Linked DNA regions of Homo sapiens: region 1 is linked to region 2. Evidence: chromatin loops called from intact Hi-C (ENCODE). Cell type or tissue: prostate gland. All regions are shown on one strand. Region 1 overlaps ZZZ3 (zinc finger ZZ-type containing 3). Region 2 overlaps PIGK (phosphatidylinositol glycan anchor biosynthesis class K).

Region 1 (5,000 bases), 520 kb before region 2:
CCCTATACTCATCAACATTTAACATTTTTTATAAAGGTTTAATGGGGGTGTATGACATATTGTGCTTTATTTATTTAATTACTGAGGTGAAGCATGTTTATAGATGTATTTATCTTGTGAACTTTGAAGATAAATAGATTTTAACATTATTGCAGTCAAACATCTTTTTGTTTGTTTGTTTTGAGACAGAATCTTGCTCTATTGCACAGGCTGGAGTGCAGTGGCACCATCTCGGCTCACTGCAGCCTCTACCCCCCGGGTTCAAGCAATTCTCCTGCCTCAGCCTCCTGAGTAGCTGGGACTACAGATGCACACCACCACGCCCGGCTAATTTTTGTATTTTTGTAGAGATGGGGTTTCACCATGTTAGTCAGGCTGGTCTGGAACTCCTGACCTGAGGTGATCCACTTACCTCGGCCTCCCAAAGTGCTGGATTACAGGGGTGAGCCACGGTGCCTGGCCCAAACATCTTGATATAATTTTGTTCTGCTGATTTTATGAAATTCCTCCCTTTTCAGAACTGTAATAAACAATATTGGTTTAATTCTGTTTGTTTAGTTTTTCTAAGTTAGATTTAAATAAATTTAAGTTTTTACCTCATCTGGCATTGGTGTGAAATGAGAATCTAAATGTTTTCCTCCAAATTGGTAATTTTCTCAACTCTGTTAAATAATGCTTTATTTAATTTTTTAATTTTTCTCATTTTTTTGTTATGCTTCATTTTTACATTTTAATCATTTTTATTTTAAATTGTTTATTTTTACCCCAAGCCTTAAGAACATTCATATTGTTTTTAGATGATTCTGTGATATGTTTAATATCTTTTGCCTTGGCTTTCTTATTGTGGTGTTTGTTTCCTTATTTATTTTTAAGATTACTGTAAGTTGAGGATAATAAAGTTTATTTTTTAACAAAACAATGTTTTATAATTCCTTTTCTTGTCAGCCAGAATTTGAAATAAGATTTTTCCATACCACATAATTTGGTTGCATTAAATGAAAATTTCCCCCTTTTTGAACAGAGATAAAATGTGAAACTACTTAAAAGTACTATGCTGGCCACAGTGGCTCATGCCTGTAATCCCAACACTTTGGGAAGCTGAGGTGGAAGGATCGCTTCAGCCCAGGATTTGGACACCAGTCTGGGCAACATAGTGTGACCTCGTCTCTACAAAAAATACACAAAATTAGCCTGGTGTGGTGGCGTGCGCCTGTACTTTCAGCTACTGTGGAGGATGAGGTGGAAGGATCACTTGACCCCAAAAGATTGAGGCTACAATGAGCCCAGATTGCGCCCCTACACTCCAGCCTGGGTGACACAGTGAGACCCTTGTCAAAAAACCCCCAACCAACAAGTACAGTACTAGAGACTGTAAGGAGTAAAACTACTTTGGCAGATTTTGGGGAATTAGAGAAATTAACTCCTAAGATTAACAGTTTAGGATGTATGCTTAAAGTGTTAAACAGCAGTATACAACTTGATATCATATACCTCTAAGATATTTAGTGAAAAAGTTTCATTTAACAGCTGTAGGACTCAGGTTACAGAATCACAATACCTTCTTCAAATGTTGAGATAGCAATATGATACATTTACTGAAATTTAATAGCATAGACATTCAGGTAAGCTTTAGGAAGGTATCTATGTCAAAGAGCATTTTTAATACTGAGAGTGCTTACTGTTTACTATGATGCCTTTTTTTCTGTTATGAAATAATTTGTGATCTCAAAATAATTGAAAAAAGGTATTTATGTTTGTTTACATTTTGAAATTGTGATGGCTACAAAGCTGTTAATTTTATTAAATGGCTTTAATGTTTTCTGTTTACAGATTTTTCTGGTTACAATAATGCTAGTAAGAAAAGCCAGATTTAAGTAACTTTGAGTGTGAAAAAATAATAAATATTTGAAAAAAAAAAAAGTGTGTCCTGTGCTTGAAGAACACCTACAGAGAACTGAAGATGAACAATTCGATGTGATGTAATTTCCTTCTGTCTTGGGTTATGGTGAGATTTAAAGGGATTGGAACATAACTTAACACCTTTTTTTCCTACTGGAATTCGGCTGCCACATGAGAGATGAGTTGCTTTTTCAAAATGTCACTGAAATTGTCCAGGAAATAGCGTTGCTAATTATATTCTGGCACTATTTACCCTCCTTACTAGTTTTTAAAGTTTTTTTTTTAATTGGTCAGAAGTTAAAGGAAAATAGATCCTGCCGTTGTTACACACTTTCCCGTTGGAAAGCAGATTGATGTGTTTCATAAATAAAATGAAATAATGCTTTTAGGTGGCTTGGCTGTATTATAGAGGGAACTACCAAGATTATTTCTCCTGGCAAAGGGGTGTGTGTGAGATTTATCCACTAATAGCCCTTGAAGAACTTTGTAATACTTCTCTCTTTTTTTATTTACATTTTTTTATTTCCATAGATTATTGGGGATGTAATACTTCTCTATATTAACTCTCCACTCTCCACCCCAAACCTATGATTCTTACCTGAACTGTCTTCACTATATGTAGATTTTTATGGTGTTTTTGCAGTAATGTTTCTTTTTTTTTTTTTTTTTGAGACCGAGTCTTACTCTGTTGCCCAGGCTGGAGTGCAGTGGTGTGATCTCGGCTCACTGCAACCTCTGCCTCCTGGGTTCAAGCAATTCTCCTGACTTAGCCTCCTGAGTAGCTGGGACTACAGGCACACGCCACTATGTGCAGCTCATTTTTGTATTTTTAGTAGAGACGGGGTTTTGCCATGTTGGGGAGACTGGTTTTGAACTCCTGACCTCAAGTGATCTGCCCACCTCGGCCTCCGAAAGCGCTGACATTACAGGTGTGAGCCACTGCACCCGGCCAATGTGTCTTTTCCTAAGGAGAAATCTCCTCTTTTTCCTTCTTTTTAAATAAAGATAAATACAATTAAAGTATAATACACACAGAAAGTTCTCATAAATGTACACCTCAGTGAATTTTCACAGTGTGAGCACACTGGTGTAATCGTCACTAAGAAGAACACTGTCAGAACTCCAGAAACTTGTGTGTTTATTCCGGTCATTAATGGTCCCTAGGTGCCACCCCTCACCAAGAGAAATCACTCTTTTGATGTCTAGTACCACAGAATTATTTTATTTGCTTTTGAGCCTAGGATTTATACAGTATGTATTGTTTTTGTGTTTGGCCTTTTTTGCTCAATGTTATGTTTGTGAGATTCAGCTGTTTTATTGTGTCTTCATCCTGTTCTGATACGAGTAACCTGAGAAATCCTATAACTCAACCTGATTTGTACCTTGAGATCTCAACACTTAGACATTTTTCTCATGGCATTCATGGTTTTCAAGAACTCCTAGGAGGGGACATCAAATAAAAGCCTTCTTTGTTTTAAACTCTGTGGTAGACCTTTTTTTGTGTTTTAATGACCTTTTTTGTGTTTTATTGCTATTTGGGTAAATAGTAGATTTTAAAATTTATGTCACTGATGGCTTATGCAGTACCTCAGCTGCTTTTTTTTTTTTTTCCTACTTAAAAATTTTGTTTTAAAAACTATGGTACAGGATTCCTGGCCAGCTAATGGCTTTTTGGACTTTTATGACTTGGTAGCTTGCTTTTCATTCTTTGAATTCCTCAAGCAGTGATTCCCATTCTAATTTTTATGATACCATGTAGTATCTTCAGTTATTTCAAAGCATGTTGTGAGCCTCCCCACCAAGAAAAAGATTCCAATTTAAGTTTAAGCCACTTTACTTTCAAAATACTTAACATTTATGAACAGTACAACTTTTATATTTATGAACAGTACAACATTGTGGTGTGTAGATTATAAAATCAAATAGGCTGGTAAAAAATTGGGAATCAGCTAAGAGACTTACCTGCTTATTAACCCCTTTCAAGCTAGCTTCAAGTGTAAAGTGCAACTTTTATTTGTGTGTGTGTGACACAGTCTCACTCTGTCACCCAGGATGGAGTGCAGTGGCGCGATCTCAGCTCACTGCGACCTCCAGCTCCTGAGTTCAAGCAATTTTCGTGCCTCAGACTCCCGAGTAGCTGGAATTACAGCCGCCTGCCACCATGCCTGGCTAATTTTTGTATTTTTAGTAGAGGCGGGGTTTCTCCACGTTGTCCAGGCTGGTTTCGAACCCCTGACCTCAGGTGATCTGCCCTCCTCAGCCTCCCAAAGTGCAGGGATCACAGGCGTGAGCCACCCTGCCTGGCCGTAAAGTGCAACTTTCTTCTCAGGAGTTCTCCTTTTGTATTTTCTTCTCATTTCACTTTCTTAATTTTAAGGAAAGTCATAGTGAAAGATTTATGACTGTATTCCTGCACATAATTTTTCTTTCATATAAGTCCTATGGTTATGATATGCCTGGATGATATGCTTAATTTCCTTTTTAAGTGAATTTTAGTTATTTCAGTCAGTAAGTGTTAGGGCCAGAATATTATAAATGGCCAATAGTTGTTGAAATTAGGTATTTTGGTCATGATTAAGAGTGACGTGTATACTTAGCAGTCCTGTACTTCAGTCATCTTTTATTTGCTGAGCTTTTGTGGAAATTAAATGATTGTAAAGTTTTAGCCTACTTTCTAAAAAAAAATCACTTGTTTTTTAATCTGGAGAGTTTAAATGTCTGACTTTGGGGAAACATCATGCAATAGGGGAACATTATCTCCTGAAGAATGGGGGAGAGATGAACTAACTTTTGTAATGGTTATAGAGTTACTTCTAAATTTGAATAAATGCTGTTCTACCTAGTGAACTAGTCAGAGCATTTTCCACTTTGACCTAAGCCAAGCACATGGGTAGCTACTTCTCTTTCTGTAGTTAAGAGAATTTCACCAAGGATATTTTGATTTATTTGTAGCTATATGGCAGTGGTTCTCAGTATTTATCATTCATCATAATCGCCTGAAAGTTGTTTGTTTTAAATAATAGATTTCTGGGCTCTGCCCTTAGAGTTTCAGATTTAGTACGTCAGGAGACCACACTTTGAGTAGCACTACTTGGGTATAG
Region 2 (5,000 bases):
ACTTTTTTACATTATGTGCTTTTCTCTCTGCTGGAATGTCATCTTCTTTTCTCTGTAAAACAAAATAACATCCCTCATTGTCCGTATTGGGCATCACCTTTCTCTGATCTGCTTTTCTTTGCAGTTCCTCCTTAGTCCTTTCTCAGTGTTCATTCAACACTTTGATTTTGTTAGACTCTAGGCTATATGAGGGCAGGGACTATTGCATCTCCAGCATAATATCAGGCACATTGTAGGCACTCAATATATATTTATAGTACTCATCACGTTCCAATGTAGTTGTATGTTTGTCTGTGTTCCACTTAGAGTTTATGCTCTTTGAGTATAGTTACTAAGTCATACTTCTTTTTCTGAACCTAGCTCAATTTCTATGACAGCATGGGTGCCAAATAAGTGCTTGTTGAATGGAATATTCATTTAGATTCTGAATTATATGGCATAGACAAGGAAGAGGGAAAAGAGCTGGGGCAGCCACCTTGGGCACAATAAGACTCGCTGTGGTTTCCTTGGACAAATTTATACCTTTAACTTTTCTGAGGTCAAATTTCTGTTGGGAATTCTGCTGAAAACTTTTAGCTAATGAAATGACTAAGATATGATTTAAACATCTTACAAAAGTATTGTAGAAATATTAGTGTATGATTTACAGCATGATCCTTGTCAAAGATGTTATCATTTTTCTTTCAGCTACAATGAGCTACTGTTTATTATTGATACTTGCCAAGGAGCATCCATGTATGAACGATTTTATTCTCCTAACATAATGGCTCTAGCTAGTAGTCAAGTGGGAGAAGATTCACTCTCGGTATGTGCATTTTCCCCATTTGTAAACTGTGTCTTTGGAATGTGCAGCTATTTCTGAAACCAATTAAATGCTTTATGAATGTATCTGTTCTTTCTTAGACTAATACATTAGAAGGAAATTTTGGTTACATTTAAAACATTTTGTTATAATGATACTGTTAGAAATACTTTTTTTCCCCCTTTCCATAGCATCAACCTGATCCTGCAATTGGAGTCCATCTTATGGATAGATACACATTTTATGTCTTGGAATTTTTGGAAGAAATTAACCCAGCTAGCCAAACTAATATGAATGACCTTGTAAGTATTCACTTGATTTGATTATAGCACATAGGTATGCTAACCTTAATGTGAAAAGAAGTGTATTATTCCCTGCACTCCTAGAGGATCTTGTTTTATGTGTTGAATTATAGCTTTTAAAACTATTTGATATCTACCTTTTACCTGTATATTAGTATTTCTCTGTCTCTCTACAAGAGGCCTGATGTTTTCCTTTATTTACTCATTTTCTTTTCCTTACCAGAAATGTACTTTTTTTAGATTCAACTTTTGAAATTCTACATATTCTTCAGGGGCCACCTCAGATTGTGTCTCCTTCAGGAAGTCTCCCCGAATTCTTCCCTGTGGGAATTTCTTGTTTTTTTTCAGAGCCTCCATAGACCTTTATTTCTCCTTGGTAACATTTACCACAGTCTTTTATTGACCTTACTAATTGAATGTAAGTCTTTCTCACTGAATGGGAAACTCCTGGAAAAGAGAGACCTTTTCTTACATATTTTTGTGGGCCCTACAATTTATAGTATAGTCATTTGACAAGGCTTGTTGAATTTAATTTAGATTTTTTTCCTGAATTTTTTTGTGCTGATTCTTTTCATTAAATCTACTTTGAAGTTGCTGTTGAAAGTAGGCATAACAAAAAGCTTGAAACAACAATTCTAGACTGGATAATTTACTATGTGTCAATGACTTTCATTCTTTTCTCCATTAATTTATAGTCTGTTTATTCTTTCATAAATGTTTCTTGAGTGTTTGCTAAGTGCCAAGCACAGGCTGTTCCTAATGAAAGAGGCAGATGCCGTTCCTGCTTTCATGGGACTTAGAATGAAGGTGAGACTGAGTAGACAGGGCTCTGTCCTCTAGCACTTCAGCCAAGCAGCTTTGCATTGATCTCTTTAATTATATATAAATCTTTTAGGTAAATTCTCAGATTCTGAAGCCCACTGCTATAGGCTGTGAAATTTGATAGAACTACTGTATTAGTTCATTTTCATACTGCTATGAAGAAATACCTGGGCCTGGGTAATTTATAAAGAAAAAGAAGATTAATGGACTCACAGTTCCACATGGCTGAGGAGGCTTCATAATCATGGCAGAAGGTGAAGGAGGAGCAAAGGCACATCTTACATGGTGGCAGGCAAGAGAGCGTGTGCAGGGGAATTACACTTTATACAACCATCAGATCTCATGAGAACTCACTATCATGAGAATAGCATGAGAGTAACTGCCCCACATGATTAAATTACCTCCCACCAAGTCCCTCCCATGACATGTGGGAATTATGGGAGCTACAATTCAAGATGAGATTTGAGTGAGGACACAGCCAAATTATATCATTCTGCCTCTGGCCCCTCCCAGAGCTCCTATTCTCGTATTTCAAAACCAATCGTGCCTTCCCAACAGTACTCCAAAGTCTTAACTCATTTCATCATTAACTCAAAGTCCACAGTCCAAAGTCTCATCTGAGACAAGACAAGTCCCTTCTGCCTGTGAGCCTGCAAAATCAAAAGCAAGTTAGTTACTTCCTAGATACAATGGGGGTACAGGCATTGGGTAAATACACCTGTTCCACTTGGGAGAAATTGGCCAAAACGAAGGCACTACAGGCCCCATGTAGAAATCCAATAGGGCAGTCATTAAACCTTAAAGTTCCAAAATGATCTCCTTTGACTCCATGTCTCACATCCAGGTCACATATGAAAGACGTGGGCTCCCATGTCCTTGGGCAGCTTTGCCCTTGTGGCTTTGCAGGATACGGCCCCCATCCTGTTTGCTTTTACGGGCTGGCATTGAGAGTCTGTGGCTTTTCCAGGTACACAGTGGAAGCTGTCAGTGGATCTACCATTCTGGGACCTGGAGGACGGTGGCCCTCTTCTCACAGCTCCACTAGGCAGTACCCCACTGGGGACTCTGTGTGGGGGCTCCAACCCCACATTTTCCTTCTGCACTGCCCTAGCAGAGGTTCTCCATGAGGGCCTGCCCCTGCAGCAAACTTCTGCTTGGACATCTAGGCATTTCCATACATCCTCTGAAATCTAGGTGGAGGTTCTTAAACCTGAGTTCTTGACTTCTGTGCACCTTCAGGCTTAACACCATGTGTAAGCTGCCCAGGCTTGGAGCTTACACCCTCTGAAGCTATGGGCCAAGATGTACTTTGGCCCATTTTAGCCACAGCTGGAGTGGCTGGGACACAGGACATCAAGTCCCTAGACTGCACAGTGCAGGGGGTCCTAGGCCCAGCCCACAAAATCATTTTATCCACAGGCCTCAGGGCCTGTGATGGGAGGGGCTGCTGTGAAGGTCTCTGACATGCCCTGGAGACATTTTCCCCATTGTCTTGGCAATTAACATTTGGCTCCTCATTACTTAGCAAATTTCTGCAGCTGGCTTGAATTTCTCCTCAGAAAATGGGTTTTTATTTTTTATTGCATTGTCAGGATGCAAATTTTCTGAACTTTTATGCTCTGCTTCCCTTTTAAATATAAGGTCCAATTCCAAACCATATCTTCATGAATACATAAACTTGAATGATTTTAACAGCACCCAAGTCTCCTCTTGAACGCTTTGCTGCTTAGAAATTTCTTCCACCAGATACCCTAAATCATCTCCCTCAATTTCGAAGTTCCACAGATCTCTAGGGCAGGGGCAAAATACTGCCAGTCTCTTTGCTAAAGCATAGCAAGAATCACCTTTGCTCCAATTCCCAGTAGTTCCTCATCTCCATCTGAGTCCACCTCAGCCTGGACTTTTTGGTTAAAACCATTCAACAAGTCTCTAAGAAGCTCCAGACTTTTTCGCATCTTCCTGTTTTCTTCTGAGCCCTCCATACTGTTCCAACATCTGCCTGTTACCCAGTACCAAAGTTACTTCCACATTTTCGGGTATCTTAATAGCAGTAACCCGCTCTGCTGGTACCAATTTACTGTATTTGTACATTTTCATACTGCTATGAAGAAATACCTGAGACTGGGTAATTTATTAAAAAAAAAAAGAGAGATTTAGGCTGGGCTCAGTGGCTCATGCCTGTAATCCCAGCACTTTGGGAGGTTGAGGTGGGCGGATTACTTGAGGTCAGGAGTTCTAGACCAGCCTGGCCAACATGGTGAAACCCCATCTCTACTAAAAATACAAAAATTAGCTGGGCATGGTGGCACATGCCTGTAATCCCAGCTACTCGGGAGGCTGAGGCAGAAGCATCACTTGAACCTGGGAGGCAGAGGTTGCAGTGAGCTGAGATTGCGCCACTGCACTCCAGCCTGGGTGACAGAGTGAGACTCTGTCTCAATACAAACAAACAAACAAACAAAAATAACAAAAAAGAGGTTTAATGGGCTTATAGTTCCACATGGCTGGAGAGGCCTCACAATCATTGTGGAAGGCAAAGGAGGTGTAAGGGCACATCTTACATGGTGGCAGTCAAGAGAGCATGTGCAGGGGAACTGTCCGCTATAAAACCATCAGATCTTGTGAGACTTATTCAGTCATGAGAACAGCATGGGAAAGATTTGCCCCTATGATTCAGTTACCTCCTACCAAGTCTGTCCCATAATATGTGGGACTTATGGGAGCTGTAATTCAAGATGAGATTTGGGTGGGGACATAGCCAAACTATATCAACTACTTTCTAACTTCGTTTTGAAGATTATATATGTTGATGTTTATTAAATCTTGATATGAATTTGAATATTAAAACTTGTGATAATGCTACTTTAACTGTAAAAAAATTATAGTCACCTAAGTTCCAATTACTTCAATTTGAAAGTTCTCATTTTTGGATTGTACATTTTATAATTTATGTAAGGCATGACATGCTATCTCGAAAGTTTAAATATATGTACCTTGCACATTGAATATCTAATGATCGTTTAAAAAATACTTCTATTGATTATACAGGAAAGATTAAGGAAACTAATTTTTTT

What was found. A loop is a pair of places that touch in the nucleus more often than their neighbours do. Peaks named below come from ENCODE experiments on the same cell type or tissue, not always from the same donor. Only the 100,000 strongest peaks of a DNase experiment are listed, where the experiment ranks them.
Region 1: it touches region 2 in a loop (4-fold over the local background); 37 of 110 quality-filtered maps call a loop at or near these places.

The regions. Positions count from the first base shown.
Region 1 is chr1:77,672,520-77,677,519 of GRCh38, reverse strand. All of the region lies in intron 1 of ZZZ3 (zinc finger ZZ-type containing 3), which reads left to right. Among named protein-coding and RNA genes, the nearest start is that of ZZZ3, 7.6 kb to the left of the region's middle. In prostate gland, no CTCF peak of the experiment used is centred here; no DNase peak of the experiment used is centred here.
Region 2 is chr1:77,157,399-77,162,398 of GRCh38, reverse strand. It overlaps PIGK (phosphatidylinositol glycan anchor biosynthesis class K), which reads left to right. Exons shown (of 11, transcript NM_005482.3): 7 at 688-805; 8 at 994-1,104. Among named protein-coding and RNA genes, the nearest start is that of PIGK, 60 kb to the left of the region's middle. In prostate gland, no CTCF peak of the experiment used is centred here; a DNase peak (open chromatin) is centred at 1,878.